2 separate regions of the Homo sapiens genome follow, and region 2 is linked to region 1. Evidence: chromatin loops called from intact Hi-C (ENCODE). Cell type or tissue: CD14-positive monocyte. All regions are shown on one strand. Links, peaks and the distances in the headings refer to the core of each region. The heading gives the core; the rest is flanking DNA.

Region 1 (8,332 bases), core at 224-8,223:
CACTGAGTGAAAGCACTCAAGACCCTTCTAAGCACATTAGCAAGCCAAACCAGCCCATTCCCAGCTATTAGGCTATTTTGAAACAAACCCAAATTATTGGGTGGAATTGCAGGCCCGGCCTAATTCCTCCATTTAAGTTTCTCAGGAAACTATCCCTGTGATCGGAAACCCTGGCTACCCTTTGAGATGAACAAAGGAGGCAGACACTGTTGATGAAACATTAATGACCAATTTGCAAATGTTCTCGGACCCTGTTAGTTCATCGAGGGGCCATCAAGGCGGCATCCACTCATCTCTCACTTTATTCTTTCAATTATTTAGCATCCATTAAGTGCCCACGGTGGTAAGCGAAGCTCCCAGGGACCTTTCACCCCAACACTTCCCCTCTAACAGCGTCATTCACCTGGTGGCCCTCCCAGCTGCACGGGCAACTCAACCTTTGCCTTGAGGCAGGAAGCTCATTTAGAAATCAGTCTGTTGGTATCCCTCGCATTACATATCCAAGTGCTGGGGACACATGGCAACGAGCAGAATGTATAGAAGCTCGAGGAAGTGTTTTGAGCTGTCAGAGTGCATTGGAAGAAAATGCACCTGAAAATATGATCCCTGTGGCACTCCAATCTGTGAACTCCTCAGACCCACTTTATCTGGACTTAACTCATTAATTGGGGCGTGTATTAAAGATGTATAGGTGCCACAATGGCCCAAGCATGGCCTCAGTAGGAAGACAGGGATACAGTAACAGCTGCAGGGAGGGCTGAACAAGGCTGCAGACTCACAGAGCCAAGTCCTGACCACATGGAGACCGCGGAATGCACTTTCTTCAGTTACCCGAAACCCGCTAGCGTGGCATTTTATTTAAACAGAAAGTCTCTGACCTGGCCTTTCCTACGTTCTGGCCAGTCAGCACCCTGCCTCTGAAAAGTGTAACAAGTATAAGTGACACCACTGCCTCAGAGAAAGTAGCAGGCGCTGTGAGACAGGCACAAACGCAGTGTTCCAGGAGACCAAGGGAGGAGGGAAAGTTCTGTGCAGAGGAACGGGGTCCAACCTCATAGAGGAGGCTGCATTTGAACCATCTGAACCACTGAATAAAACTAGTGATGAGAGGAACAGCCCCTCCCATGCCCACCCCTACAGCAGCAGCCGCCGTTACTGTTGACTGAGCAGCTTCCTGGGTGCCATGCACTGCAGTCACGCTTTTCCTACCAGTAACAGCCCGGTGAGGAAGGTAGGTACTGCAGAGGCATTGCTCCTTTACAGACGGTGGAAGTGAAGCTCAATGAGGCCAAGTATCTGACCCAAGGCCATACCATTTGCAGTTGACAGCGGTCACGAAGGTATTTGAACTGTGCTTGTTTTAACCAAGACCATCAATGGGATAGCCTAAGGATGCTACTTTCAGCCCCTGTCCAGTTACCCGGGAAGCTCACCCTGGAAGGGCCATGATCCTGAGGAAGCACTGTCTGTGAGGAAGGGAAGGGCCCACTGTCTCTGGTGCAGGAGCCATTGGCTGGGAATTTCCATTCCTAGAGATGGCGGTGCCCCTGGGGCTTAAAGAGGGCAGAGGGGTTCGCAGATCAAGAGCAGTTCTTTAAGAACTGACATGCCCCACCCTCTGGAGCCCTCCATCTCTGCTAAAACAATGGCTGCTCTGCAGTTGTGGTCTCCGAGGCATAGAGGGATCCTGGGCACATGCTCCCTCCTTTACTTTTTCTACTTTAAAAATATCGTTAAGACAATTGCAGAAATATTAAAGGAAAACAATTCATGTGCTCCTGCGCTGCCCATCTTAACACGAGTGCCACTGTTTATCTGTGTTTCTTTACGGCCCTGGCTCATGTGCAACCATGTTTTTACATCGTGAGGACCATCATGCATGTGTGGTTTCAGGCTTTATTTCATTTATCATCATTGCCTAAATATTTGCCCATGCTGCAGCAGAGTCTTCATTCTTAGCATCATACTGGCGGGCTCCAGCCATCATCTAGGAGCCCCCTGGCACTGGGCCTGCTGGTGAGGGAGTGAGGCGCTGCAAATTCCTTCCCCAAGTCTACGCGTGGGCAGCATGGCCTCAAACATGCACACGTGTATTGTAACCCCTGATGAGGGCCTTCTGGAGGTGATTAATCCCAAGTGAGGATTAAAAAAAAAAAGATTCTAAAAAGAAAAAAAGAGCCAGGTTTCTACTTATGTGAGTGAACACAGTGCAGGTGCCGTTTTGAGGAAGGTGGCAGCATACCTAGTCTTTTAAAGTCAGGCCTCTACTGTGCCCTACTGTGAATGACACCCACTGACCCAAATTCATCCACCTCCTTCCAATGCCTATTCCAACAATGATGATGACAATGGTGGTGATTATAATACCAGCTTACCCTTATTTATTTATTTAGAGGCAGAGTCTTGCTCTGTTGCCCAGGCTGGAGTGCAGTGGCCCCATCTCGACTCACTGCAACCTCTGCCTCTCTGGTTCAAGCGATTCTCCTGCCTCAGCCTCCCGAGTAGCTGGGATTACAGGTGTGCGCGCCACGCCCAGCTAATTTTTGTATTTTTAGTAGACACGGGGTTTCGCCATGTTGGCCAGGCTGGTCTCGAACTCCTGAGCTCAACTGATCCACCAGCTTTGGCCTCTCAAAGTGCTGGGATTACAGGTGTGAGCCACCATGCCTGGCCCCAGCTAACCTTTTTAAAGCACTTTTCCACAGCTAGGCAAAGCTCCAAAAATGTCACATGCATCAACTCATTTGCTCTTTTAAGTACATACCACTATTATTTCTGTTTTACAGATGTAGAAACTGAGGCACAGGGAGGCCAGGTAACTCTTCCCACTGCCAGTGGCCAGGACTGGAGCCCGGGCAGCCAGGCTGCAGAGGCCATGCTTGGAACCATTTTAAAATAACTGCCTCAAAACTCAGACCTAACTTCCCTCCCTGCTCAAAGGTCTTCTCACCTGATGATCATCAAACGCAGTTCCAACTTCTTACTCTGGCACTTAATGCCTTGCCCAACCTGCCTCCAAAGCTCCTTTCCAATTTTCTCCCCACGGACACCTTTCACCTTCCTCCATACACCCCAGCGCCCATGTTCAAAGTCATCACGCCATCCCCAAAACAGGCTACGAATTTGGCCATCACTAACCCTCTCTTTCAACTAAAGAAAGCTGCTCAGCACTGGGGTGTCTGCTCCGCATCATCCAGAGATTTCATGGAAATCCCACGGCTTTTAAGTCAGGCCATTGCAAAATACCTTCCCTTAGACAGAAGACATAGCTGACTGTTTTCCACGTGTGGTAACACGGTAATAGCGAGAAACTTCATTTCATCTTTAGAATTTTGTGTGATTATTTGTTTAATGGCATCTGCCCCACTACGTTTTAGTCTCCTGGAAGGAAAGGTCTATGTCTGTGTCTTGTCTGCTGCCTGGCATGGTGCAGGACACAGAGTAGACCTAACATATATTCCAAAAAGGGGCAGATGTATTTCATGTTACTGTGGAGACCTGAATTAGGATTCATCTGTGGAAATTATGGGGCAGATTATGGCTCAATGTAAAGAAGAATTCCCTGATTACAAAGAGTGGTCCTGAAGTACGGTGGGCTGCTATGCACAGAGGCTGAGGGGAGGTGAGTGCAGCCAGTGTCGGGGAGGACACAGAAGCCTCAAGATCCTTCCGTGAGGGACAGTCTTAGCCTCGGCTGGCCCCCGTAGAGCACCAGGCTCAGGCTGCAGGATGCGCTGTCTCCTGCCAGGCACAGTCATGAGAGGAGTTCTCCTCCTCCCTTCTCAACTAGTGGTGGTTTCTTTTTGCGTCCTGGGGGCTCTGTTCCTTGGCTGTGGGCCACCCTGGGGACTCAGAGCTGGCTCTGGCCACCTCATGGGCACAGGCAATCCTGAGACTCAGGCCACAGTGGCACTACTATGGTCATGGATATTTCGTGATGACCACAAAGGGAAGGGATGGCTCCAGCAACGGAGTCCCCTGTCATTTCCTGTGTGCAAACATTCTGCTTACTCCTTGTCCCTGCTAGCTCCTCTTCATCCTGGAACCCAGAATCACCCAGCTCCTCTTGAATCCAGCAGGGAGGGCACCGGTGGTTGCCCTCTCAGGTCTCTGATGGCTGACAGCCCTGTGCCAACCCTTCCTTAGGAAAGGCGTCTAAGCTGTGGAAGCTGCCTAATGGCGCAGATTCTAAGCCCCATCAGAGAAGTGAAACCATGCAGTGTGGGGAAAAGGGAACTGAAATTGAAAACCCTTGCCTGGAGCGGCCTCCCGTGTAACCCACTGGGGCGGCCCTTCCTTTCCCGCCGAGCCCACTCTTTCTCTGACAGCCCCTGTGCGGTGGACAGCCCAGCGTGGCCACCGCTCTGCAGGGTGTTTCCTCTGTCTTGGGGGAGTGTGCCTGTTACTAGCTGGGCCCCTCACAACAGAGACCGCCTGCTGTGGCCGCTTCTAAAATTCATTTCAAGGCACAGTTTGGCCCAAAGCCCTGAAGCCTCTTTTCAGGAAGAAAGCAAGGAGCCTCCCAATTTCATTTTGTTTTCTTACTGCTTGTTCAAAGAACAATCATATAAGATAAAAATACCATCCCCAGGCAAAGAGAATTTAATTCAAACATTCTTGAGAACAGATTCAACAACCTTTTCCTCACACGCAAAACAAAAACAAACCTGCTTCATTCTTGGTTTTTCCCAGTTACATAAAGAAAGGAAAAATGGATCGAGAGAGGCAGTGTATACAGGAGAGAGAATCTCCACCTGTGCAGTAAACGTGACTGAGAGGCTTGTGACAGCGGTTCACAGGCATTGTCCTGTTCGATGTTCTCAACAAGCCTATGAGCGGATCCTGCAATTATTCCACATCATAGATGAAGAAGATGAAGACACTGAGGCCTGGAAGGGTCTGCAGCGTGTCCAAGGGTGCACACAAAGCCGAGTTTTGAATCCAGCAGCCTTTTCCCATGACCCATGATACTACACTTGATATTTGCAATAACTAGGGTTGAACAAGCTAGAAATCAAACGGCATGTAAATAAATGAAATATATAGATATGAGCTTTGTTTCTTTTCTACCCTTATTCTCTTTTTATATCAAACCCAGGGGCACGTACTTGGGTCTGTCATGACCCACGGCTCCCGACACACTCGCGAGTGGCCCATTCGTGGCCTGTCACCTTCACTCACTCACCCTTACTTAATAAGATCACAAACACCCACAAAACCCCACTCACCCCCAGAACCGGAACTCGGATGAGGACTTTTGTCCATCTGTGGAGTCTTCCCCAACTCATCCTCCTGCCTGCCCTCTCTCAGGGAATCACTGTTCTGAATCCTTGTTTATTGCTCCCTTGACTTCCTTTGTAGATAGCTCTGAGGTTTTAGTAAGTTGTTTATTTTATAAAATGAATACCATGCTGTATGTAATCTTTTGGGATTTTCTTTTTTACTTATATTTACAACTTCATAACTAGGGTTTAGAGTTTCAAACCCAGTCGTGGCCCCCTAGAGAAGAATGGAGGTGGAAGTGGGGTGAGGGGAGACTTCCTGAGGCTACAAGGTGGACATGACCTTTCACCTTGCTTCACACCCCTCCAAGGACATCCTCGTTGCACTCAGAATAAAATCCAGCTCTCACCTTGGTTCCTCAGGCCCGATCAGTGTAGCCCTTGACAGCCTCACTGACCTTTTCTCTCCCTGCGCTTCCCCCTCCTCACCATGCTCAGCACAGGGGTTCTTCTGCTGCCCCTGGAACATTCCCTGTGAGCTCTTGCCATCAAGCCTGGGCTGGCTATCCCAGTCGACCTGCTCTTAAGTTTCATCTTAAACGTCACTGCCTCCGCAGCCTTTCAGGGCCATCCCACCTGAGATAACCCCTCTGTCACAGCGCACTGCTTTGTTTTGGTTACAGCACCCCTGATGTATTTTGTTTATTATCTATCTTCCCCCTTTACAAGAAAAACGTCTTGTCTATGTCAAACTGTATATCTAGTGAGGAGTTTTAAAAGACTGTTCTGCAGACCTGTGGGGGTCTCCAAAACCCTTTCAGGGATTTGTAAGGTCAAAGCATTTTCATACTATTAAGACTTTATTTGCCCTTTTCGCTGTATTGCCACTTACATCTTTGGTGCAAAAGCAACAGTAGATAAAACTGTGGGTGCCTTAGCTGGGATCAAGGTAGTGGCACCAGCTTATACTGGCAGTCACTGCATTTTTTACCATCTCACACTTACAAGGAAAAAAACAACAATTTGTTTCATCCATTAAAGCTGGAAAAAAAGAGAATATTTAAAACGTCCTTAAAAAGCACTACAAATTATTACCTTTATTAAGTTTCAACCCTTGATATGCCTTTTTTATATTCTGTGTGACTCAGTGGGAAACACACACAGAGAACCCGTGGTACACGCTGAAGCACAAGGTTGTCTCAAGGAAATGTGCATCTGAGATTCAACTGTGAGCTGAACCAGCAACTCTTTTTCATGGAACATTATTTTTACATGGAAGAAGTACTGACAGACCAATGATGGCAGAGATAATAAATGCAATGAGCCTGCCACTTCAAGAACTGACAGTGTTTTTGGCCAATGATAAAATTCAAGCAAATTTGGAAAATTGTCAACGTTGGAAAATGTGTCTCCATATTTCCCAATACTTAAGGCATTCCTGATAGGATTGGTGATGATACTAATGAATGTGATTTTTTGATCTTAGATAATGAAATGTGTCGACGCTTAAAAGAGTTACATAACTCACTGAACCAATATTTCTAATTGAATGATGCACGATTTCACACAATCATGAAAGAGTGAATGATCCATTCAAAATTGCAAGATAGACTAATCGATTTCAATGTAACAAGTGAAAAATTATATCAGTCATTGATATAATTTCAGATTTCACAATGCAACTAACTTTTAAAAAACTACTACTTTTCCGGTTTTGGTAGAGTGTCAAAGAATGAATAGCCACAATTTTCTCAAAAGTCTATTAACACACTTTTCCCTTTTCTAACAAAATATCTGGGGTAACCAAAACAACTTAAGAGCATCAGACTGAATACAGAAGCTGGTATAAGAAGCTAGTTGTCTTCTTAGACCAGACCCGAAAAAGATTTGCAAAAATATAAATCAATGTCATTCTTTTCACAAAAATTTTTATAGTTATTTTTCATAGAATTATATTAGGTTAATATGCAATGGTTTTATTATTGATATGTTTAAATAATAAAATCTTTTAAAATGTTTTACTTAAAACATTTAAACTTTATTTCTTTTTAAAGAGACAGGTTTCACTATGTCACCCAGGCTAGAGTATAGTGGTATGATCACAGCTCACTGCAGCCTCGACCTCCTGGCCTCAAACAATTTTTTCACCTCAGCCTCCTAAGTGGCTGGGACTACAGGCATGTGCTACCTAGCACAGCTAATTAAAAAAAATTTTTTTTTGTAGTGATGGGGGTCTTGCTATGTTACCCAGGCTGGTCTTGAACTCCTATCCTCAAGCAATCCTTCTGCCTCCACCTCCCAAAGTGCTGGGACTATAGAGCATGAGCCACTATGCCCAGGCAAAGCATTTAAACATTTATATACAGTTTTAATTTTTAATATGATCAATATCAGTAGATATAACCCCAAATAAACAAAAACTCTCTGGGGTCCTCAATAATTTTTAAGAATGTAAAGGGGATCTTGAGGCTATTTAAATTTAATAATCTTGAGACTTATGAATGTAAAGGCAATCTAGAAAACTAGTGGTCTGAGAATGCTGCTCTAGAGCCTAGGGCATGCTAGGTACACAATAAATGCTGAATGAATATTGTAAAGACACATTCTCTTTAGTATTTGTCTGCCTTCTGAAGCTTCTCTCTTTCAAAACATCTCCAATTAACATCTGGAAAACTGATCAATTAACATCTGGAAAACTGATCAATTAACATCTGGAAAACTGATGTGTTTGTTTTATTTTCTTGTGAGCCATAATGCTTTAACTAGGGCTCATACACGTTTGAGTAGCGCTACTTAGATGAAGACCCAATGGCAAGAGTCTGTAAGCCCCAGAACTCAGAAGTTACCCTCAGAATCACTATAAATGTCTCCAACTATTTTTTATCCCTTCCTTTTTCTTAAGTGCCTACATCAAGATAAAAATTTAAAACTAGTTCGCAATGTATTTAATGGAATTGCTTTTAACTATTGGTATTGCAGCAGTGTTGTTTTTTTTTTTATGTAGAGCATTGTGAATGCAGGGTGATCTAGCTACACCGCATACTAAACAGGAGACTAACTACCATTTAAACAGCAGTTTTTAATAGGAAAGCACAGGCCAACTTTTACAA
Region 2 (8,332 bases), core at 11-8,010, 52 kb after region 1:
TCTTTCAAAATGAAATATTCAGAAACTTGGAGACACAAATCTCAAAGACATACTGTATAATTACTTGGTGATGTTCTTACTATACTTGTTCTGTGATTTATCCTAGCTGAACAGGACTCTTTTTAACACTGTATTGGGTACATGTGGAATGGCAAGTAACATATTTCATGACTAAACAAAGAGTTACTGCAGACAATACTACACTGATACCAAAATACACATAGAGATGTGTATGGCTTTCTCACTTCAACAATTCTGATAAGTTTCCATTGAAAAGAAGTCTATTTTCTCTGTCTCCTAAAATTCTCTGTTACTCCTCCCCAGAGCTTCTTCCTTTGAACAGAGCCACAAAGACTGGGATACATGACAATCAAGTCCCTGTATGGACTGACAGCACACATGTGGTTACCAGCTACTACATAGCACCGTGTGTGTGTGTGTGTGTGTGTGTGTGTGTGTGTGTGTGTCTATCTGCAAATATAACGCATTTTTATTGACTCAAGAGGTAAATATATGCAACTTTATCAAACACCTTCTTCACCAAATATTTATTGACCACCTATGTTGTGACAAACTCTGTATTTTTATCTTTCCCCCAAAAAATGCAGATTAAAAAACATTTTTTATTAATTCCCCATAGTAATTGGGAAATATTGGTAGAAAGCACAGAGTATGACCAGTAGTAAAAAGGAAACTACAGTCTGGCCTCAGCCTGGCCACTGACCACTTCTTGTGACTCTGAGAACTTCCCTTTGCCTGTTCGGTCTCAATGGTTTCATTTGTATAATGAAGGAACTAGACCAGGCAATTTCTTTAAAAAATCCCTCCAAGTACAAAATGCCACAGTTCCAAATATGGAAGTATTTTATAATGTTGGTAACTGGCAAAAATAGTACTGCTCCCAGAAGAACGAAATGATATTGATCTCATTTAGGTTATAGGCATTCCTATGTGAGAAGAAGGCAAATATCACACCTCCATCCACCCCCTCAAGAATCTGAGAGCCTAGGCAAAGAGAAATCAGGCATTCACAGAAGTACTGTGAAAAAAAACAAATTTGAATGACCACAAACATTTTGCAAATGTAATACGATATAAAATACAAATAGCAAATCATTGCTCCTTGTCTACAGTTGCCGGGAAATAAGAATTCCCAACTTCCAAACTATTACCTCTGCATGGATCTGCCAAGGTTCCGATTCCCAGTGGCCTTTACAGTGTGGCCAGCTGGAACCTACATCTGACCAACAAGTCTTTCTCTTAATATCCCTGTCAAAAACATCCTCGACAGGAAGTTAACTTTTTAAGAATGTCAATAAATGAAGAAAGTTGGCAGTTTGGGCTGTTGCCAGTATTAGGCTTACAGGCAAAGAAAATAAATGGTGTGAATCTATCAAGATGTGGCAATTTCTCTGATATGTGACATCTGCTTTACTGTTTCTTTTTCTTTCCTTTTTTTTTTTTTTTTTTTTTAATGAGAATGCACTAACTGAAAAGAATCCTTTTTAAACTGACAAAATAGAGGACACATCCTCAGGGCAAATGGTTTCTAAGACAGTGTTTGAATAAAACATATACATAAACCTTTGGCTGGATCACCGAACACTGATACCTTCCACTTCAATATTTTGGCTAGTATTTGGTTGGGCTGAAAGAATTCTTCCACACACACAATAAATTGTTACAGATTCAGAAGTTTAAATAAGCAAATAAGTAAAATGATTAAAGGATTCCATAAACCTACCATCCAGAGAGGAACACATTTAACACCTTGTTTGTCTAGTCCCTAAGATGTACAGATACATTATATATATTTATATGTATATTCATATGTTAAGTCCATCTCATACTCCAGACATACCAAGGTGTGCCAAGAGCTGCAGAGATCATTATGCTGGCACCCCTGTGTGCAAATCTGTGAACTACGGCACCCTGTTTGGGAAGCTCTACTCTACACTTCCATACATTTGAGTTTCTCAGAAACAAGCATCATCGACATGGCAGCAAAGAAGCTTCATTTCTTGGAAAGTTCCCATGTTTCTTGTATCTGTCCCTCACTTCCACAGAGCTGGCATGAGTTCAACTAGCATACGTTTAGCTGGAGTCTGCATAAATGACGGGGAACATAGAATTTCCTCACCGCCCAAGTCCCATTAAAAAAATAAAAGCATTGTAATCGTATCCTTGCTAACCCGGATCTCTTCTTGCTTCCTCAGATACTTGCACCAGGATGGACAGGCCCAAATTTGTGGCCTTATTAACTGTGGTGCCCTAGGAAGGGAATGAAGGAATGTTTTCCCGAACGAGTCTTTCTGATGGCAGAAGTGGGGAAGCAGGTGCTGGAGGCAGGACCCATTCACTTCAGCTCCAGGAACACAGGTGCCATGCACAGCAAAACCAGCTGTGGCTTCTGCCCTCCAGGCGCAAACGTGGAAACTGACACATACATGATTATAATCAACGTGGGAAGTAGACAGTGCTTCTCTAATTGGTTTGTGCTTCCCCAAATTCCTTCAGGGTAGGGACCGCATATTCTATCATTTGCCTTTCCTCAATGGGAAGCACAGTTTGGGGCCCAGAAAAGGTGTTGGGGGGCTCTTGGTTGGTAGACTGACTTGATGCTAAACTGCAAAGGCAGAGGAGATAAATTCCCTTCACAGCCCCAAAGGTCTTTGGTTATGTTAATTACTCCTACCTTCCCCTAACAAATGGCTAGGGTGTCACAGAAAGAGGGCCCAGAGGGCTCTTTAATTGCAGTGGCCCATCTCATCCCATTACTCTCACCACTCAAAGGCGTTTCTAATCCAAAGGCAAAATACAGTGTCTCCAAACTCCAGGGAAAGAACAGAGAGGAACACATGTTGTCAGTGGCAACCAAACTTAGCTTCATCATGAATCACTGTGGCCTCATTCTGACAGGTCCAGTTGCAGCCTAGCCCTAGATCGCACCAAGCAGTGACTCAGCTACAATGAAACTTCAGATGCTATTTTTAAGGGGGGCTCGCAAGGGGAAGGAGGGAGGTGTAGAAATGCTTTATTATTTTTTCCTGAATTTTTATAGCCTCAACTAAATCTAAATCTTTACTTTGAGACCAGAATTCTGGAAAAGTTAACCTGCCCCTGAAGTTATGTAACCCATGGTTTACTTTTTATATCACAGCTTGCCCGTTAAAGTCACAAACCATTTCCATGGCCAAAATCTGTTTGAGTAAAATTGAAAAGGGGAGTTTTCAGAAGAGTCTGGACCCAACGGAAGCAACTGTGGTACAGTGGGAGGAACACTGGCTTGAGAGGCAGACGGTTCTGCAGCTTGTAAGCTGCGTCACGGTGGGACTGAACGGCCAGGACGTGGCCAGGGGATAGTGAGGCTGAGGTGGCTGTCCTGGATAGAGTCTTAGGGCGGGCCACCACAGGCACGGGTGGGTGTGCCTACCCTGCTAGCTCTGCACTTTGGGTCGGTGAGGAAACCCCACCAAAGCCGCTTTAGATTCCACAGACTTCAGTGCTGTCTTCTCTTTACTCTTGCCTTCCCACTGAAGGGGCTTTGCTGTTCCCACGGCTACCGACTGATTCCTGTGTTCATCTACTCATCCTTCTCTGGACTTTTTCCAACTGCTACCTTCTCTTGAGCAATTAGCACAGTGCACATATTTCCAGAATGGAGACATGGTATTTTTGTGGAAAAGTAGGACAATGTCTTCCGCAAATGCACGTTCCTCACGATGATCGGAATTGTGTTTCCTCTCCTGGCAAGGTCCCTGTCTTCTGGGGAACAGTCCCCCTACAGTGATTTTTGGCTTATGTTCTTAGACACAAGCGATGGCTCAGAAGCCTCACCTCCCCGCGTTGATGCGATTTCTCCTGCGGGTGTCCCTGTAACATCTTTGGTAGAGCAAGCCATCCAGCTCAGAAGAGCTCTCATGAGGCAAAATCTAATCTAAAAACTCTTCAGTGGCAACATCTTTAAAGGTTAAACCATCCTCTGTAAACATGTGCTTGGTTCTTGGAGTAAGTCCTTTCCTATTTTTTCCAGAGCTAAGTCTTCCAGGCTGGAAGGCTTAGGAAGAAATAACGCCCAGACTGGCCCGACAGTGTTGAGTGGAAATGGGGCACGAGAAGGGGGAGCCTCACCATCTGCTGATAAATCCATTCATACAACAGTGACCTTGAACACCATAGTTCTTTCTGTAACACCAGGAAGTTCCGGCAGAAACAGAGGAGAGAACTGAGCAGAGCCCCAGCTCAACGCTGAGACTTCCTCTTGCTACACCACATTAATCCTATGCCTGAAGAGCTCATTAGCCAATCACTTTCATGAACAAACCCATCCAGCTCTGGGGACAGGAAGAGCAGAGACAGAGTGGGAGTAACTCTTACGTCATGCTCTGAAAGCTCGGCCATGAAGCCTCATTTTTCTGAGGTACTCATGGACACTGCAACTTCCTCCTCCTCAGCTTCTGGCCAGCAACAGGCCCTAAATTAGTTAAATTTAACTATAATAAACATGCTGCAAATGAATTATATTTAACTCCAACAGCCACCTCAGGGTTTGTCTGGAGATGAAATAATTTTAGCTTATGCTACCATAAGTCCCCCAACTAAGGCAGAAAGTAATTACCTAAGGATTTACTGTAATGAGTTCACTGACACTCATTATTCATTATAGTGTGTGAACATTCCAGTCTTTTATACAGTCAGGCATAGACTGCACACTGCTGAATATATAGTCTTGAGTGAGCACAATAAGGACACTAAAAATAAAAAGCCACCTGATTTCAGTCTTAAGAATTCGTAATAATTATGAAGAGCCCCGGTTGAAACTTTACACCATCAGTAGAACTGAGCCTGCTAAGAAAATGAACAATGTGATAAGCTTTTGGAGCGATGACACTGCATGGCAGCACTTAAAAAGTGTGCTTATTTAAAAAAAAAATGTAACTGGGCTTCAGTGCTGTGCATACTAATGAGAACTCATGTTTTTCTATCCATTAAAGCAGGATCCTACTCAGAAGCATTTGGTTAGAGGAAGAGACTGTTTCTAAAAGTACGTACAAGTAATAACTTGCCCAAAATGCCATTCCTTATAAAATATTATGATATTCTACATTTCATTTGCTCTGAATCATCTTGCCATTAAAAAATTCTCATTTATCTAGTCACCCCTCGTGATCCATTGTGCATCAGTTGTGGGCCAAGTACTATAAGCATAAAGAACAACAGGACATGGTTTCTACTCTCTAGAAGCTAAAAGTTTAGTAGGGGACACAAAAGTTTAGTAAGTAAATGTTTAGTAAGTAAAAATGTTTAGTAAGTAAATGATTTCCTGAATTGTGATATCCACAATGATCAGGGGGTGTACTGCCTGTTGAATATGTATTATCTAGTCAGTATTGATGTAACTTATTTGGGTGGAGAAATCTAAACAGGACTTGATCAAGGACCAAAGCAACTCTAGCCAACTTTGGCCACTGAATGTCCTCTGTATACTTGCGCACTCTGGGCATAAGCGCCTATGCTTGGCTGCATATATCATTAACACACTGCTGTTAACTTCTATGTAAGTGTTTATATCTTGCCTCATTCTACGAGAATTTTAAGGAGGCCTACGAAAGAAAATATACAACAAAATAATGTTTGAATATGAACAGAAATCAAGAATCAACACAAGAAATGGGATGTTATTGACACTTTTCTCATGTCAGACTCCATTCTGCCTACTTCTTCCCCACCCCCGTTCATAGGTCATGAGCTGTGCAAGCAGCTAAAGGGATCTGAAGGTGTGGGGTTAGAGGCAGGCAGAAGGGGTGCTTAAGCCAACTCAGCCTCTTCTCCTTCACCAGCTCCTCCAATAAGCCCAACTCCGGACAAGGCTCTGGGTGCTCTTGCAGGTGAGAAGGTGGTGCCGGCAGCCACTCCGCTTCACTCTCCGAATCTCAGGACCTCTGTTTGCCATCAGGAGGCCAAATGACTAGCAGGGCAGGATTTGGGAGCTCTTGACTTGGGCCTATAATACCACAGAACAGCATCAGAGCCCTCTCCTAATACACTGCAATATGATGAGCGAAAATATTAGCAAGTACAGGACTACTGAGATCAGGGAAAAGAGCAACACAACAGCAAGCCCTGGGGGCTGACGTATACGGTGGCTCTCCCCAGCCACAGTGAAGGAAAAATGGTCACTTACAAAACCCTTAAGGTCAAATTTACCCTTATCTTGAGGCACACTAACCCTTGGTGCTTAATTTTTAAAACATTTCCCACAAAAGGTTTTATAGGCAGCGGGGGGGTGGGGGGAGGTGGGCTGAGTGATAGGAATGGACAACACTCAACAAGCTTACTATGGGACCTGCGGGAGCAACTTTCTCTGTTTCTCAGGATCTGTTGATGGAATCCGAGGGCACAATGTTCAAGTACTGACCACAGAAGGCAATGGCATAGGAGGCCAGGATAACACGTCTGCTCCGTGTCAAGGAATGGCTCCTATTTTCCCATTCCAGGACTACTTTCTTAGGAGAAAGGGAATTAACATCTGTTTGTTTTTTCAGGGACTGCACTAGGTACCTTATATTGATTATTAAAATATAACCTTGAAAGCACTGTGCACTATTATCATCATTACAAGTGGTTAAAGCCCTTGAGGCCTAGAGAAGTTAAGAAACTTGCTCAACGTGGGCTGGGTGTGGTGGCTCATGCCTGTAATCCCAGCACTTTGGGAGGCCAAGGCGGGTCCATCGCCTGAGGTCAGGAGTTCGAGACCAGCCTGGCCAACATGGTGAAACCCCGTCTCTATAAAAATACAAAAAAAATTAGCAGGGCGTGATGGTGGGTGCCTGTAATCTCAGCTCCTCGGGAAGCTGAGGCAGGAAAATCACTTGAACACAGAAGGCGAAGGTTGCAGTGAGTCGAGATCACGTCATTGCACTCCAGCCTGGGCAACAAGAGACAAACTCCATCTCAAAAAAAAAAAAAAAAAAAAAAAACCCAAACACACAAAAAAGAAACTTGCTCAAGGTAACATAGCAATGAAGAGGTAAAACCTGGATTCAAACTTGGATATTCCTTCTAAGCCATCCATTTTTGCCTCAGCTGTTTCTACATAAAGAATAACAAATGTTTCGCCTGAATTAAACAGTAAAAAACATCTAAACCTCAATTCATTTAATTGAATGAAGTTCAGGAATTCACTTTCCCTCTGGTTTCTCTGGCTATTTGACCAGGGGACCAGCCATTTCAGTATCACATGGACACACGCAGATAACCCTAACAGTGTGCTGGGTGTCCAATAGTCATTCCCGAGCTTGAATTGGTATAGTATCATTCACATGAGCTGCTGCTGTCCAACAGTACAAGAGTGACAATAAATTAAATATTTGCTCATGTGGCTGCTTATAAGATACATATAAAACAGAAAATAAACCTCACATTATAAGCAAGTCATCACCATTTATAAGTAAAATTCAACATAGCTGAAGCTACTAAACCCCACATCATCCCTTGAGGGAAGAAAGCCTCTCATCTGTTTTCAAATTTAAAAACCTCTCATCTGTTTTCAGACCTACCATTTATTGTCGGTGTACACAGACTTCTGAAGGAGCTGAGCAGAGGAATGGTAAAGAGAACCTCTCTGACGGTGGGTATTAAAGGAAAGTGGGCTACGAAGTAATAGAGCAGGAGATTGTGGAAAAGCTCAGCAGCTCAGGAAACCCACACATCACACACAAAATCCCACATCGATGTTAGAAAGTGTTTCTCTTGCTCTAAGAGTCGATCACCAGCAGCCAAAATATTGTTTGAGGAAATAGCACCTGTCTTTTTCAACCCACTAAAGTTAAGATGTATTTACCCACTGTAAATGCAGCCAGAAAGAAATGTAAACTAACTGTTGCTAATACCTTTGCATGGCTGGGTCTCCACTTCCCCCTCTGCAAAATAACAGATTTGGACAGATTGTTCTAAGGGCTTATCCAGCTCTGATGTTCTAGAATTCTATGGGTTTGGCTGGATGGCTCCATGTTTGGTACTGATAGTGATTTTCTTAAGGGGTTATCTTTAATGCCAAATGATATTTTACTTTTCCCCCAAATTTTCATTTTGTTTATATTCACTTTGTTATATTCAACAAAGAATATAATCTTTTTTTTTTTTTCTTGAGACGGTGTCTTGCTGTGTTGCCCAGGCTGGAGTGCAGTGGCGTGATCTCGGCTCATTGCAGCCTCCACCTCCTGGGTTCAAGCGATTCTCCTGCCTCAGCCTCCTGAGCAGCTGGGACTTTAGGCATGCACCACCACACCAGGCTAATTTTCGTATTTTTAGTAGCGATGGGGTTTCTCCA

What was found. Peaks named below come from ENCODE experiments on the same cell type or tissue, not always from the same donor. Only the 100,000 strongest peaks of a DNase experiment are listed, where the experiment ranks them.
Region 2: it touches region 1 in a loop (3-fold over the local background); 4 of 110 quality-filtered maps call a loop at or near these places.

Annotation. Positions count from the first base shown.
Region 1 is chr6:5,719,995-5,728,326 of GRCh38, reverse strand. All of the region lies in intron 6 of FARS2 (phenylalanyl-tRNA synthetase 2, mitochondrial), which reads right to left. Among named protein-coding and RNA genes, the nearest start is that of FARS2-AS1, 270 kb to the right of the region's middle. RefSeq lists an enhancer at 4,021-4,340. In CD14-positive monocyte, for the core only: no CTCF peak of the experiment used is centred there; DNase peaks (open chromatin) are centred at 3,946 and 4,226; H3K4me3 peaks cover 1,590 bases; H3K27ac peaks cover 3,257 bases.
Region 2 is chr6:5,667,335-5,675,666 of GRCh38, reverse strand. All of the region lies in intron 6 of FARS2 (phenylalanyl-tRNA synthetase 2, mitochondrial), which reads right to left. It overlaps LOC101927950 (a long non-coding RNA gene), which reads left to right. Exons shown (of 4, transcript NR_110842.1): 3 at 7,554-7,630. Among named protein-coding and RNA genes, the nearest start is that of FARS2-AS1, 210 kb to the right of the region's middle. RefSeq lists an enhancer at 1,929-2,925. In CD14-positive monocyte, for the core only: no CTCF peak of the experiment used is centred there; DNase peaks (open chromatin) are centred at 726, 2,466, 2,906, 4,316 and 1 weaker place; H3K4me3 peaks cover 3,176 bases; H3K27ac peaks cover 4,855 bases.